2 separate regions of the Homo sapiens genome follow, and region 2 is linked to region 1. A link is a contact called in ENCODE Hi-C data. All regions are on one chromosome and are shown on one strand. Each heading gives the region's core, a stretch centred on a gene start or an enhancer-like site at or near the end of the contact. The rest is flanking DNA. Distances are from core to core; before and after follow the strand shown. Region 1 holds the start of AGTPBP1 (ATP/GTP binding carboxypeptidase 1). Region 2 holds the start of GKAP1 (G kinase anchoring protein 1).

Evidence for each region. Hi-C counts contacts between places; a loop is a spot of excess contacts on that map. Pooled maps may share reads with other maps.
Region 2: a loop to region 1 is called in a map of CD4-positive, alpha-beta T cell, with 13 times the contacts of the local background. The contact joins the promoter of GKAP1 here to the promoter of AGTPBP1 in region 1. A Hi-C loop is called at or near these places in 2 of 168 maps with a recorded cell type or tissue (CD4-positive, alpha-beta T cell and naive thymus-derived CD4-positive, alpha-beta T cell) and 7 of 50 pooled maps.

The regions. Positions count from the first base shown.
Region 1 is chr9:85,737,486-85,745,114 of GRCh38, forward strand. It overlaps AGTPBP1 (ATP/GTP binding carboxypeptidase 1), which reads right to left and starts at 4,469. Exons shown (of 26, transcript NM_001330701.2): 1 at 4,290-4,469. RefSeq lists an enhancer at 3,483-3,632 and silencers at 3,803-4,122, 4,193-4,792.
Region 2 is chr9:83,814,680-83,822,308 of GRCh38, forward strand. GKAP1 (G kinase anchoring protein 1) reads right to left here and starts at 3,090. Exons shown (of 13, transcript NM_025211.4): 1 at 2,838-3,090; 2 at 2,317-2,448. It overlaps LOC101927552 (a long non-coding RNA gene), which reads left to right and starts at 2,987. Exons shown (of 6, transcript XR_001746793.2): 1 at 2,987-3,048; 2 at 3,722-5,760. RefSeq lists a silencer at 2,465-3,284.

The DNA.
Region 1 (7,629 bases), core at 3,219-5,718:
TCTGGAAAACTCATATCCACCATTGTCATGTCAAGACCTAAACAGCTTCCCAATAATTTGTCTCTAACAAAATGGGTGGTGATATTAACAACCATAACTTTCTTTAATATTGCATGATGAAAGATGTCAACATTTGGAAGATCTGCATAACACTGAACCAATATTTACAAATGACCAAGGAATGATGTTACAATCTCAGGAATGAGTATAAGACCCATTCAAAGTTCCAACCAATGGGTTTTACTAGAGCATGCAAAAATCCACTTACTGGATTTCTCACGGCATCTAACCTTTAAGAAATTGCCACTTACTGAGTTTTAATATAATACCAAACAAGAATGTCCACAATTATCGGAAAAGGCTATTAAAATGCTCCCTCCCCGGCCTCCCCACCCTGTTTAGCCATTAACTATGTGAGACTGGATTTTCTCCATATGTATTTCAACCCAAACAACATATTGCAATAGACTGGATGCAGGAGCAGATATGATAATCCAGCTGTTTCCATTAAACCAGACAGATTTACAAAAAAAGTAAAACAATGCCACTTTTCTCACTACCTTATTTTTTGTTTTAAAAAAAAGTTGTTTTCATTAAAAATAGGGTGTTTATATTAACATGTAAAGAGTTTATAATTGTCATTTTAAGTGAACTGACAATTTATATTTCCCTTTTCATTTACAATACAGTAAACATAGATAAATTCACAAAAGCTTTTTGGGGATCCTCAACAACTTTTAACAATGTAAAAGGGTCCTAACCAAAAGTTTGAAAGCATTTAGAGTTTTAATATTAGATCCCTGCAAACCAAGAACAAGTATGTAAAATCATACTGGAGGGAAAAAAAAAGTTCCTAGGAAAATTATATGAAAGCTGAAAATGAACACAATGTCAAATCAAAACTGATTTCACACTATATAATATCAATAAAAAAGAAAATGCTTAGATAAAAAAGAATGCTTAAAAAAATTGATTTTGTGTGCCCTGGAAACAACATACAATATTCTGATCAAATAAACAAGTACATACCTACCAATATTTTGACAGATCACATTTTTGATAGCGGCACATTATAGTCAAAGAAACACCCAATCACAAACTCAAAAACAGATGATTAAAAGATTAAAATAGCAGCCATCACCAACAGGAGGGAGACAATCCAAGGTTCTGTCAGAAGGGACAAACGGATTTATCAACAGCTCTCCAGTAGCATCCCAGGGCACCCAGCTCAGGGTCTAGCTGTTCTATTTAAAACTGACTTACATGTTTCCAAGGCAGGAGGCAGGACAGTGAGACTAAGCTCTCATTTAACCCCAAAGGAGCAAATGGGTCATAGTGGAATTAATCTGCACTAATACTGCTCCATCCCCCAAAAGTCCTTTTTCTGCTTACTAGATCCCTTTGAAGACTGAGGAAGAGCAACGGTAATAATAGCAATATTTACTGGGCACTTACTACATGCCAGGCACTGTGGGCTAAGCACTTTACTTGTATTAATCACTTAATATTTGAGAATATCTTAAGAGTATACACTAATATTATGTCATTTTTGGAGCTGAGAAAATTAAAGTACAAAAAGGACAAATAACTTGTCTTAAAAAAATAAAAATAAAAATAACTTGCCTAAAGCAAAGCCAGGACCCAAACCGAGCCATCTGGCTCTGAGGCCCAACTCCTTAGCCACTACACCATAGTACACAGGCACAGTAATCAACAATAACATCTGAAGTTTAAAATTCAGTGCCCACCCTACAAAATTTATGTTGTTTATACTGAAACCCATTGCCTAAGGAAAGCTCCCATCTTGCAGATGGCCCTCTGACAGGTGCATCCATTGCTATTCACGCACTGTTCAACTTTCAGATAGTGGGGGACTTCAAGCAAGAAAAGCAGATTTGGGAAGATGAATACTTTGGATGAGGTTTAAAAAAATTCAGGCCAGGACGGGCGTGGTGGCGGACGCCTGTAATCCCAGGACTTTGGGAGGCCGAGGTGGGCAGACCACCTGAGGTCAGGAGTTCAAGACGAGCTTGGGTAACATGGTGAAACCCCGTCTCTACTAAAAACAAAAACTTAGCCGGGCGTGGTGGTGTGCTCCTGTAATCCCAGCTATTCGGGAGGCTGAGGCAGGAGAATCGCTTGAACCCGGGAGGCAGAGGCTGTAGTGAGCCAAGATCGTGCCACTGCACTCCAGCCTGGGCGACAAGAGCGAAACTCCGTCTCAAAAAAAAAAAAAAAAAAATTCAGGCCAAGCTTGGTGGCTCACGCCTGTAATCCCTGCACCTTAAGAAGCTGAGGCTAGTGGATCACCTGAGGTTGGGAGTTCGATACCAGCCTGGCCAACATGGTGAAACCCGTCTCTACTAAAAACACAAAAATTAGCTAGGCGTGGTGACGCGCGCCTATAATCAAGAAGCTGAGGCGGGAGAATCGCTTGAACCCGGTAGGGGCAGGTTGCAGTGAGCCGAGATCGCACCACTGGCACTCTAGCCTGGGCGAGAGAGTGAGACTCCGTCTCAAAAAAAAAAAAAAAGTAAAATACAAATTACAAAATTTCATAACTGTTGGACCTCTTTTCCTTCTGCTAATGGAAGTAAAACCATTATTATATAGCAGCCTAGCCAGACTTTTCTAAAGAGAAGAATGCCTCAATTCGGAAAAGCTTTATAAAAATTGCTTCTACAAAAGTTTAATTAATAGATTTAAATGCTTTGCAATGTTGGCCAAATACGAGGGTAGTTTTAAGCCTATCCACTTCATTTCCGAGTTCAGAGTGAGTCTGCAGTTGTAATTATGTGATTAATCAATTCAAGGCAGAGTTTTGTGATCATTAAAAATGAACCTGTAACTTCACCATAGAATTTAACTTAAGAGAAGTGGAATGGGAAAAAGAGCAAGTCATATTAGAACTCTGCCTGCATGATGAGAAACAGTGGGTAAGGCACGACTTATTATTTCGCAGTAATTCTACATAGGAAATACAGATCTTTCAGAGTTTTGTTTGGTTTTGACATTTGGCACATGTTTTAAAATAAGCACCATTTAAAGTTCCTTAAATAAATCATTTCTTTTTTGGCCTACTGAACTAAAAACATTCCACAATACAATTACAAAAATAACTTTCCGGTTTTCTCAGACAACCAGTTTATAAGAATAATTCAGAAGTTCACAAAGGATAATTTGATTTACATAAAGCTTAAAAAACGGACATAAAAGGTAAGTGAAAATGACCGATTAAGAAGACTGTTAAGGTCCTTTCTAACTACAAATTGTCATGCATTGTAATTAAACACAACTACAATGTTAAACACCTGAAGGAAAAAACCCACATAGAATTAATACTGCCAAAGAAAATTTCCGCTATCTTCAGGCACTTGAGTAAGCTATGTTAAAACGGGAAATGGGCTTTAAATTATCAACATTCACATCGATTACACTATGATGCATGAAAACTCCATTCTACAATGAGTAAACGCCCAAGAAAGGAACCCAACCAACTCCAATTGCCCTGGTGCTCGTAAGAGGTTTATACCGCACAAGGGGTAAAACAACGGTAGAGTCGAGCAAGCCTTTGGGTTACAACAGTCCTTGAACACTTGCAATTGAGAACCCGCAATTCAGGAAGGAAGACACTAAGGAAACTCTGCACTGTCATCCAGGGTGATCTGATTCAGGTTCAAACCAAACGCTCAAGGCGACAAGTTGTAAACAGAAGACACACTTCAGCTCAAACCACCCAGCGAGAGGAAGCAAACGTGCCCATCGCCGATGTCACAGCAAATCCCACCTTGCTGGCGCTCAGTCGGGAACGCTAGAATTCTCGAAGCACAGGGGCCCGCGATTCAGCGGCCCGCTACCACTGGGGCGGGGGAGAGCGGGGCTGGGCGCGCCCGCCCCCGGCCCTGCAGCCCCTCGGCTGGACTCCCCGCGGCGCCGCGAGCTCGGGCCCGAGAGAAAGGGCTGAGCAGAAAGGGCGGCCTCCGCCCAGAGACCGCGCCCGATACCCTCCGCAAGGTCTGGGACGGGGATCCACCGAGGGTCCGGGGACTGGGGAAGGCGTTTTCCAGACCCAGTCAAAGCCCCACCCCGTCAGGGCTTTCCCTCAAGACCGAGTGCGTTCCCCTCACGCGTCACATGTGTAACATGCGTTACACAACCCGTCAGGTAAGGGGCGCAGGGATCCGGGGTCGCCCCTCCTACCCCCGGGCGCCGTCGCTCGCATCTCCCGCGGCCCGGGGAGAGCAGAGGGACGGCCGGCCGGGACATGAGGACTGCAGCAGGGCGCTCACCGGCTCAGGATGGGGCGCTGGCGGGGACCGCGCAGAGCCGCAGCACCCGGCTCAGCACCTGGATCACGGCGGATCCCTCGCCGCCCGCCGCCCGGTGTTTTCATACAAACCCCGGTGGCAGGCGAGGCGGAGGCGGCGGCGGCGGCAGCTGCGGCGGCGGCGCTGGAGGCGGCGGAACCTGTCCGCATCCCGGGCAACGTCAGCGCGGCGCCCCGCCCACCGCACGCCTTGCCAGCCGGCTCCCAGCACGCGCAGGGAGTGGGGGCGGGGCGTGCGAGGCCGCGAAAGGGGCGGGGCGGAGCGCACGCCCTCTTCCCGCCGCGTCCCTTGTTACCTCCGTGCGCGCTGCGCCCCGCCTCTCTGCGCGCCTGACGGGAGGGAGCGCGCGCGTGGGGGCGGAGCGCGCACGGGAGCGGGAATTAGGGGCGGGTGTTCCGCGCGCTGCCGGTCCCTTGTACCCAGCAGCCCCGGCCACCGCCCCTCCGTACCGAACTGCGAGCGACTCCCCACGTTCTTCAAGTCATCTTTCTGTACACTCCCAACGAGGGCCCCAGCCTTTTCCCGGAACTAAGCCCGCGCCCACCCCCTCCCCCGCCATCAATCAGTCACTTTCTTAGGAAGGGTTCTTAAAGCTCCCCACGTGATCCCGGGGTCGCATCAAACGCTGGGGACTGCGGTAAAGCTTAGACCTTTCCTGACCTCAAGGAGGGTCCATAATAAGAGGCTGGAAGGGACATGCTGTTACTACAATCGGGCTCCCAGAAAACAACAGGATTGCACCTTGTGGCCAAATCTCAGTAAATTAGATGCCTAGTGCTGCAGCGAACAAAATAGCATGCTGATTTACTGTTTTTTGAAAAAGTGCCTGCATATAATCAAAACGGTAATGCTAAGTTGGCTACTGAAGGCAAAGGCGGAATGTTTTATCTGAGCCAAAGTAATGTGTCAGAGAAATTACTAATACACCCCCTTCTGTTTTGACTGTACTTCAGTGTACTGCAATGTATTGCAAATAAATACTGACATCATTTACTTTTTCACGTTGCACAAGAACATGTTTGCTACTGTTTATGGTAAGGAATGTAATATCACAACTAGATAAGGGAATGCATTGAGAACTGTGAGATTTTTGTTTTGTTTTATGATCTTGTTCAAATAAAATTAAGCAGGTGTGAAAGCAATTCAAAAAGTAACCCAAGGTACACCACAGTGCTTCTTACAGTTTGCCCTTGGTAGATGTCTTTATTCAGATGAACAAGAAACTGCCATTTTATAAACATCGTAGTTTCCCTCATCGTGAGCACTAAAAGATAGGTTACGGTATTTAAAATAATTTTGAAACAACCACCACCCCAAACCACCCAATCAGAAACGTATTATCTGAAAATACCCAATAATAATGTAATAATTTTACAATAATGCTAAATATGTATGTAATATACCTGAAACTTTTCTTAAAGAACATGTTTCTAAATGAGTCAACCTGCAATATAGGAAGATATTATGTGGATGTGTGTGTTTGTGGAATTTGAATCCCACTTTCACAAGCACTGTTAGCATAGTTTGATGACCACAACACAGACCCAGGAGATTAACCCACACAAGATAAATAGCAGCATTACATAGCTTTGAAATGATTCCAATCACATAGTTTGCCACAAGAGTGAGTGATTTATGTTTTGCGGTAATTAAGAACTTAGAGCTACTCCCCCACCCCCTGGGAATGTGACATCACTCTTCATCAGATCCCACGTGTATGAAGTTGAAATAAACTTCACCTCTCCTAGCTAATGTGACGTTACACCTTATCAAACACCATATATATGTTACTGACCTCAACTACAGGATTTCGAAATACATATAAACTCAAGAATTTGCAAGATACTTTGAGAGCTCAGCGGGTGGCAGATCGCGTGCTCTGTCAGCCACTTCCCTGAACGCTACCAGCTCAGGCTGCAACAGGGCCACACCCTGTTAGCCTTTAAGCTTTGAAGCCTGTCCACCAACACTGGCACAGCCCTCTAGCATCGTGGGACCTTGCATATCCTCACCGATCTCCTGTATGTTGGACACCATCTCTCCCGAGAACCTCAGCCTCCAAAAGGTAAAGGTACACCTCAGTTGTTTTTCTTTTTCTTTTTCTTTTTCTTTCTTTTTTTTTTTTTTTTGAGACAAGACTCTCACTCTGTTGCCAAGGCTGTAATACAGTAGTGCAATCATGGCTCACTGCAGCCTTGACCTCCCAGGCTTAATGAATCGTACTACCTCAGCCTCCCACTGAGTATCTGGGACTACAGGCACACGTCACCACACCTGGCTAATTTTTTTAATTGTTTTTGTAGAGTCGGGGTCTCCCTAAGTCACCCAGGCTGGTCTCAAACTCCTGGGCTCAGCAGTCCTCCTGCCTTAGCCTCCCAAAATGCTGAGATTACAGGCATTAATACCACACCCACCTCAATCCTTAATCAGACTTTACTTTCCACAGAGGTCTGCTTCAATCTTAATTGAACAACTAGGTTTTAATAGTTTTGGAACTCACTCACTATGTAGTTAATAAACATCATCTATGGAGTGTATTCCCTGTGAAATTATTCTCTTAATTCTCTGCCTCTATACATTGTGAACCTAAGAAAATAAATTATCTTCACATGGCAATAAACCATGTTGATCCAGGATTGTTTCCTCCTTAGCTCAGCTAGATCCAGGTTCTTGTCTCAAGACCAGGAAAAATCAGGTACACGGACACTTGAAGAGTGAGTGAAGTAGAATTTGTTAAGCAAAAGGAAAGCTCTCAGCAAAGAGAAGGATCCTGAAAGCAGGTTCCCAGTTGCCCGCTTCACAGTTGAATGCAGGGGCTTTTACATGCAAGCTGATGGGGCCAGGTTCCCTATTTGTGTAAGGCGCAAATTCCTGGTGGCTCCACCCCATTCCCCCAGTGTGCACGCGGGCCCTTAGTCCACTGTAGGCATGTTTAGGCAAGACCCCTGTGTAAGTTCCCTTATCTGTACGAAACATGGGTGGGAGCTTCTCTGGGGACCCTTTGCTTACTATCTGCCTAAAGCAAGCTGGCTGACGCCTTTCAATGTGATTCATGAAATCATACTTTTATCTCTCTACTTTGAACCATACAAAACACAGAGCTAATTTCTATTGGTCACTCTTTCCACAGCTTCTTCAATAAACCTTATTATGATATATAAAACTAAATGTGAATGGCTGATATAGATCAGAGTTGGACTATATAATGGAATTCATTTAACTTGGATTCCTCTATTCAGTCCAGCCTTGTAGGTACTCAGTAAATGTTTTCCTGTTTCATTTTTGGACTAGTCATGGGGAG
Region 2 (7,629 bases), core at 1,840-4,339, 1.9 Mb before region 1:
GTCTATGCAGTGAAAAATGTGCTCTACAAGTAGAAAAAGAAATATGTGAAGTGCACAATAGACAATCCTCAATTCCCATAACGCAGATGTGCATGAGCAATTATTAGCAGTTCAAAGTTGTTTCATTACGGTAAGTACTATTCTAACAAACTAATTGCCACAACCAATTTTGTCTAGGAAGCATATCTGGTTTTAAAGTGTTGATTTAAGCCAGCCGGGCATGGTGGCTCACGCCTGTAATCCCAGCACTTTGGGAGGCCAAGGCGGGTGGATCACAAGGTCAAGAGATCGAGACCATCCTGGCCAACGTAGTGAAACCCCATCTCTACTAAAAATACAAAAACTAGCTGGGCATGGTGGCGCACGCCTGTAGTCCCAGCTACTCGGGAGGCTGAGGCAGGAGAATCGCTTGAACCAGGGAGGTAGAGGTTGCAGTGAGCCAAGACTGCGCCACCACATTCCAGCCTGGCAACAGAGCGAGAGACTGTCTCAAAAAAATGAAAAACTAAAGTGTTAATTTAAGAGAACTAGGATGCATTGGCTGCTTAAGTAAACTGCTTCTAAAAATGAATAGCCTAAGCTACAAGCAGGAGAATTTTTTTTTTCTCTTTGTGTATACATGGGGTCTCACTATGTTGCCCAGGCTGATCTCAAACTCCTGAGCTCAAGCAATCCTCCAGCCTCGGCCTCCCAAAGGGCTGGGATTACAGGCATGCACCACCAAGCCCGACCCAAGCAGAAGAATTCCTAAGTGGCTGGTAGTCTTGGCCTCTATCAAGGTTTGGAGGCACATTGCCATTATGACCTTATCCCTCTACACTATGACCTCACTAGAATCAAGACAGCAGCAGCCATATCTCAGTCCAGAAGACCACAATTAGGGAACTTCAGAAAACACACACACACACACACACACACAATTATACATATAAAATCCTTAAATCAAGAACAACCAAATATATTACTTTTTATGAGATGAATGATAGCCATCTTCTATTAACACTACCAATTAGCCTGACCAAAAAAAGGTATTAATGTAGATGCCAATTAGTGTGGCCTCACTGAAATATAACTTAGATCGAAATTAACTGAGCGTAATATGAAATGGCACCAAGTATCACTGATTTAACACCTGGTGAAATAAAAAATTGTGTTATTTCATGTTCTGTTCTTCAGATAACCAAACAGTATCTTTCACTTTGGCTTCTTAAAAATTAGGGTTCACAGGCCAGGTGTGGTGGCTCACACTTGTAATCCCAGCACTTTGGGAGGCAGAGGTGGGCAGATCACGAGGTCAGGAGTTCCAGACCAGCCTGGCCAACAAGGCGAAACACCGTCTGTATTAAAAATACAAAAAAAAAAAAAAAAAAAATTAGCCAGGCGCCTGTAATCCCAGCTACTCAGGAGGCTGAGGCAGGAGAGCTGCTTGAACCTGGAAGGCAGAAGGTGCTGTGAGCCGAGATCGCGCCATTACACTCCAGCCTGGGCAACAAGAGCAAAATTCCGCCTCAAGAAAAAAAAAAAATAGGGTTCACAATCAGCAAGTGTGAAGTGCATACTAAAACTCTGCTCCAAACACACTTACTGTAAGTGATGTAAACCCAATGGGTATGCCCCAAACTCCATTTTTTTCTCATAGTTAAGTACTGAGATCCCTCTCCAATCTGCAGCTCCCACTTTCTGCAGGCCAAGAAAGTTAAACAAAAAATACAAGCAGGTACTCAGTGAGGACCTGAGGGATTCTCCCACGAGTAAAATACATCTATTTTCACACAAGGTTCTTTTGGTCAACTTCTGGGTTTTGCTCTTACTCCAGAATTGAAGCTACTATAGTGTTATAAATCTGTTGAGAAAAGAAATCTAGACTTCTATGAAGATTTTTAATATTTTAATTTGCCAAAAAGCTTCTCAAATATTTTTATAGCTACAAGTCACATTTATTAAATGATTCCAGTTACAATCCCAAGCACATTTACTACACAACAGACAATGCTAAATGGTGAAGAAAAGTGTCTCCGGCTTTTTAGTGTAAGACAGACGATCTTTCATTAGTTCTTCTAATGAAAGCACTTGCATCTACTCTGAAAAATCTGGCGAAGGTAAAGAGTGAAAAAGAGGAGGAAGAGAAAAGGCAATCAGCCAATTTGATAAACTATTTTTGTCGTTACTGTTCAATATTTATGAAGCACCTTAATGCTAGAGATCTGACAAAAATTCGGTAAGGCTGTTCCAAACAATAACAGAAAAAAAAATCACTTTTCAATAGCTGGCGGGGGAGGAGGAGGAGCACTATATTCAAAAAGTAATTCACTATACCTCATTCATGAATGAAAGCCAAATTTCACCCATAGGCTGTTAACCGATGCTCCGAAACTTATTCGCAAAGTACATAGAGAAAGAAATTGCGCTGGGCGAAACCTAACTCGGGCAGAGAAGCGGCTTCAAAACCTGAAAGGGAGAAAACGAGTCAGGTCGTTGCTCCAGAAATTTCCGAGCGCCCGGCTCCCCGGGAGGGAGCGCGGGCGCCAGCGGCGGGGAGGGGACGGTGGCACCTGTCACTCGAGCGGCCCCCACGGGGTCTCGGGAGGCTCAGCGGTCGCCGGCCTGGGAGTCGGGTGCGAGTCCCTCCCCGCCGCCCCGAGCCTTGCGCCGAGCGTCGGGCCGCGGCCCTCCCGTGCCCTCTGCCCAGCGGCTCCGGTCAGTGGGGCCCGTCGCCTCAGGCCGAGTCCCCGCCACCCGAGGCCGGGGCGCCGAGGGGAGCGCTGTCGAGCCGCTGCCTACGCCTCCGGGGTGCCGGAGCGGACACCCGCGAGGCGGGCCCGCCTCCGCGTACTCACCGGGCCTCCCGTGCCGCCGGCTCGGCCCTCCTCTCCCTCCTCCCCCCGCCGCCGCCTCTCCCGCGGCTCCCCGGGCGGCCGCACTGGGCGTTGGGACTGGTCTGGGTCAAGTGTCGGCAGAGCTGGGGGCAGGCTCGCGCCGGGCGGGGGTCGCGGTCGGCCCACAGGCTGGGCACTAACGGGTCCCGGGGCGCCGGGGCGGACCGCGGAGGTGAGCGCGGCTGCAGGCTGCGGTGAGGGGCGGGGAGAGCGCGGCTGAGAGCAGGCGGGCGGGCGGAGGGTGGAGGGAAGCCCGGGCGGAGGAGGCGGCGTGAGAGCCTCGGGGCGGGGGCGGGGGCGGGGGCGGGGCCTGGCGCGTCCGCCGAGCGCGGGGGTTTGTTTATTTTCGCGGTTGGTAGCGGCGCTGGCGCTGGTTAGAGGTTCGCCGGTGACGTGAGCGCCCGAGTTGGGGGAGAGGACCAGAACCACCTGCTGGAGAAGGGGAGCTACGGGGGCCGGGCAGGGTCCAAACGCCTCACGTAGGCGGCGGCGCCACGGTCTTCGGGGTCACAGGGAAGAGAAGGGCTCTCCTCAAGCGGGTGGAAGGAGGGAGGCCTCCCGAGGGAGTGAGACTCTAGGCCACTCCCCCGCAGCAAGGCAGGATCACCTGCGACGCGGAGAGCGGTTAGAGGGCCCTGGAGTGGAAAAGGGCAGTGGGACCTGGTAGCTTGGGTTCCCTGCAACTTGGGGTTCGACCTCCAGGCAATGAAGTAGGGATGGTCCTGCAAGTCAAGATTCCAGTAGCAAGAGTGCATCAGATCTCTGTAAGGAAAATAACTAACATTGCTCAGTTCCCTGTAGAGTTGCAGGGCGCTTTAACGTTATCTCCCTTGGTTCTCCATCAGGTCGTAGTGGACTAATTTTACAGGCGAAGTTAAGTGACTTACCCAAAACCTCACAGCTAATAAACGGCAGAGCCGGCACCCAGCTGTACTGGCTTCCAATTCTGTTAGCTTACCAGCGCATCACATTATCTCCATAAATCCCCATGATTCAACTAATATTAGACGCCCCACAGGTAAGATGCTTCAGAGTTAGAGGGGAGTTGAAGATACCTTTGCCTTCAAAGAAGTAAGGAATAAAACAAAGATAAAACAGACAATAAAAGACAAACCATGATAGGTGCCACGTGAAAAGTGGCAGAGTACTGCCGGGAATCAAAGAACCGTGTATATCTGTCTTGGGGATAAGGAAAGAAAGGCAGCATGAAGGAGTAGGCATTTGGGATTGACCTTGAAGGAGACAGGGAGAGTTTTACAGCAAGCAGGGATAGCATGAGAATATATATGAAGGCGAATCAGTGAAAGTTGTGTTGGGGAAAGAGCAAAGACTCCAGGGTATGTTGAGAGGTAGAAAAGACAAAGGAGTATGGGGCCTAAGATACCAAATGGATGAATTTATATTTAATTCAGTATTTTGAGTTTTTATGGTTCAGAAGTTTGGGGGAAGAAAAGGAAGGTTTTTTTTTTTCTTTGTGCTAGTGATTTATCTGTGAGGGGAAGCAGAAATCAGAGGTGGAAAAACGGACAGATCTACTGTAGGCCAGGTAAAAATGATGAGTCTGACCTAAAGGGACAGCTAGGGGAATTTAAAAGAGCATAGTTGAGAGATGATGTGCATGCAGTATCTATAGAATTTGGCAACTGATTGATTAATTGTGGGTAGGAAGAGAGAAATCAAAGAAAGTGGAGGTTTTGAGTTTGTAGATAATTGCAAGAGAGAAAAGAGACAATTACAAAGGAGAGGGAGCTACTTCTTGAGAGATCAGTTTAGATTTGGACATTTTAAGAATTCAAAGGGTTGTCAAGACAGCCAGAGAGACATGGACACTAATAAGTTAGAAATAAAGGTTTTGTAATATGGGAAAGAGGACTGAACTAGAAAATAGACTCATAAATAATCAGCCTAGGAGTGATATTGCTGTGAGATAAAAGAAGAAAACAAAGGTCAGAATCTTGGAAAACACCCTCTTTAGAGTCTCGCTACTCAAAACGTGGTCAGTGGCCCAGCAGCACTGACATGAGGATGTTAGTTAGAAACTCAGAATCTCAGGCTCCACCCCAGACCTGCTGAACCAGCATCTTCAACTTAACAAGAACCCGAAGAGATTTGTGTCACATCAAAAAGTTTGAGAAGCTCTGATCTAGGTGAGCCAAGCCAGCAAAGAAAGGGGATGGAGCAGAAAATGGGAGGAGAATAGGGTAACGCAGAATCATCAAGACAAGGTAAATTGGAGTTTCACAAAAACAGGGCTGGAAGGAGTGTTGCTCAACAATATCCAAAACCACAGAGGTTGAAAAGCACAAGGAAAGAAGGTATGTTTGCACTTTGTGATTAGGTAGTAGGGTCTTTGAGACCACATTGTTCTTATTGAAAGCCTGGGAAGAAAGATCCCCTTTCTGGTCAAGTTTAGTCTAGGGATCCATCCCATCTTCCCCAGTTCCCACGTGTATGGGACATGTCGAGATAAGTAGATAGATTGGACAGTGGGAGAAAGTAGTTCTCTTCCAGTTGCTTCTATTTTCTCAGCAAAGTGAGGAGCAAGATCATTTTGGCAGACTGCTAATTGTCCATCACAATTTAGTCTCCCTTTCTCCCTGAAAACACAGACTGCTTTTCTCAGCCTCTCTTTCAGTTGCATATGGTCAAGTATTAAGTTATAGAACGTGAGCAGATGTTATGTCTGCCACTGTCAGGCCAAGGCGTTTACTTTGAGAGTACTTGTGCCTCTTTCATGCATTTTCCTTTCTGCCAGCTGGACCCTGGACACGGTGACTCTGATTCAATTATGCAGATGACCACAAACCTCTGGGGTTGGCAGAGCCACAAGAAAGAAGGTGCCTGGATGAAGGAGAGCTACCCACTGACCTGGACACCCAATTATGTGAGCAAGATATATTTCTATTGAGTTGGAGCCATAACATTTTGCAGTCTATTTTTTATAGCAGTTTAGCCTACTCTAGGTAATGTAGTCCTTAACGGAAAGTATTGAGAAAAAAAGAGAGAAGGGAGGTGAAATCAGAGTTTATGAGTGAGGGAGAGTGAACTGACTAAAGAACATGGTAAAGTTTCCAGGCATTACTAAGAGCCCCATTGAATAAGTGGTCATGAATTTATAGTGAGGCTAGCCACTTGGTTATGCAATTTTCTCTAGCCATATTCAGTTGCTCATGTGCAGGCACTGAGTAGGCAGTTTTGGCAGTAACCAGGACTGAGATTTGACCAGGCAAGTATAAGGGGAAGATAAGGGCAGAGTTGGTGTTGATAGAGGCAAAGGAGGCCTTATAATTTCAGAAGTGGTAAGAAGTAAAGCTATGAGAGGAGTGAAGAATGGTGGAAAGACGGTAGAGTGACTGAATTGGTGTTTTTGATGAGGTTGAAGAATTGTTGAAGTTTAGTTACTATATGCAATGACCTTGGAACGATAAGAGGTGGTTGGAGAGTGGAGGCTTGAATTAAATTAGAGGAGGACCTGTAGTTACCAGTAATATTACAGTGTAAGGAATGCATATGAGAATGGATAATTGAGGTACCAGAGGGTACGAGATCCTTTGAAGGGAGGTCAAGGAATTGAGACACAGTAAGGATTTTGAAATGAACATCCACATAGTTATATATATCTGTTATACATACATACATACATATATACACATACCCCTCACAAAGAATTACCGCAAGAGTGATTCCACAGTAGTGTTGTAGTAGTGAGTAGTTTTGGAGAGAGTGATAGTAGCCCTAGTACTAAAATCTTTAATCTATGAGTGAGGGGTTGAATTCTTCAAATTAGGCTGCACAGGGACATCAGTGGTTTAATATGTTAAACTCTTGCAAATATCACATTTCATTAAACAGATGCTTTTACGTTTTATGTTGCTAAAGTGAGATTTCTAATTGCTTCTCTCTGACCTCTCAAATTACGATGGTAACTGCCTTCTTTTACAGGAAATGCCCATCTGTCTGTATTAAACACCAGACACATGCCAGGTTTTCCAATTTAAATGACAGTGCTTTAAAACTTGTCATAGACTACTCTGTCCTACCTCCAACGTGTATTTCAAGTAGATACATCTACAGATGCTAGCTCTGCCACATCAAACAATGCACAGTGAATGTTCAAAATCTACATTAAAAACCTCGGTTATAAAGAGCTAGATACTCTGTTTTACATGATGTGATTATTACACATTGCATGCTTGTATCAGAACATCTCATATACCCCATAAATATATACATCTACTGTGTATGCACAAAAATTAAAATTATTATTATTTTTGAGATGGAGTCTTGCCCGGTCAACCAGACCAGAGTGCAGTGGTGCAGTCTCGGCTCACTGCAACTTCCGCCTCCCTGGTTCAAGCGATTCTCCTGCCTCAGCCTCCCGAGTAGCTGGGACTACAGGTGCCCACCACCACACCTGGCTAATTTTTTGTATTTTTAGTAGAGACAGGTTTCACCGTGTTAGCCAGGATGGTCTTGATCTCCCGACCTCGTGCTCTGCCTGCCTCGGCCTCCCAAAGTGCTGGGATTACAGGCATGAGCCACTGCGCCTGGCTCTTCCTTCTTTCTTAAGTTGCTTAGTTTTATCTCTCTCTCTCTCATTTTTCTGAGACTGGATCTCATTCTTTCACTAAGGCTGGAGTGCAGTGACGCGATGATAGCCCACTGCAGCCTCAATCTCCCAGGCTCCCACCTCAGCCTCCTGAGTAGCTGGGACTACAGATGTGCACCAGTACTCCTGGCTAATTTTTTTTTT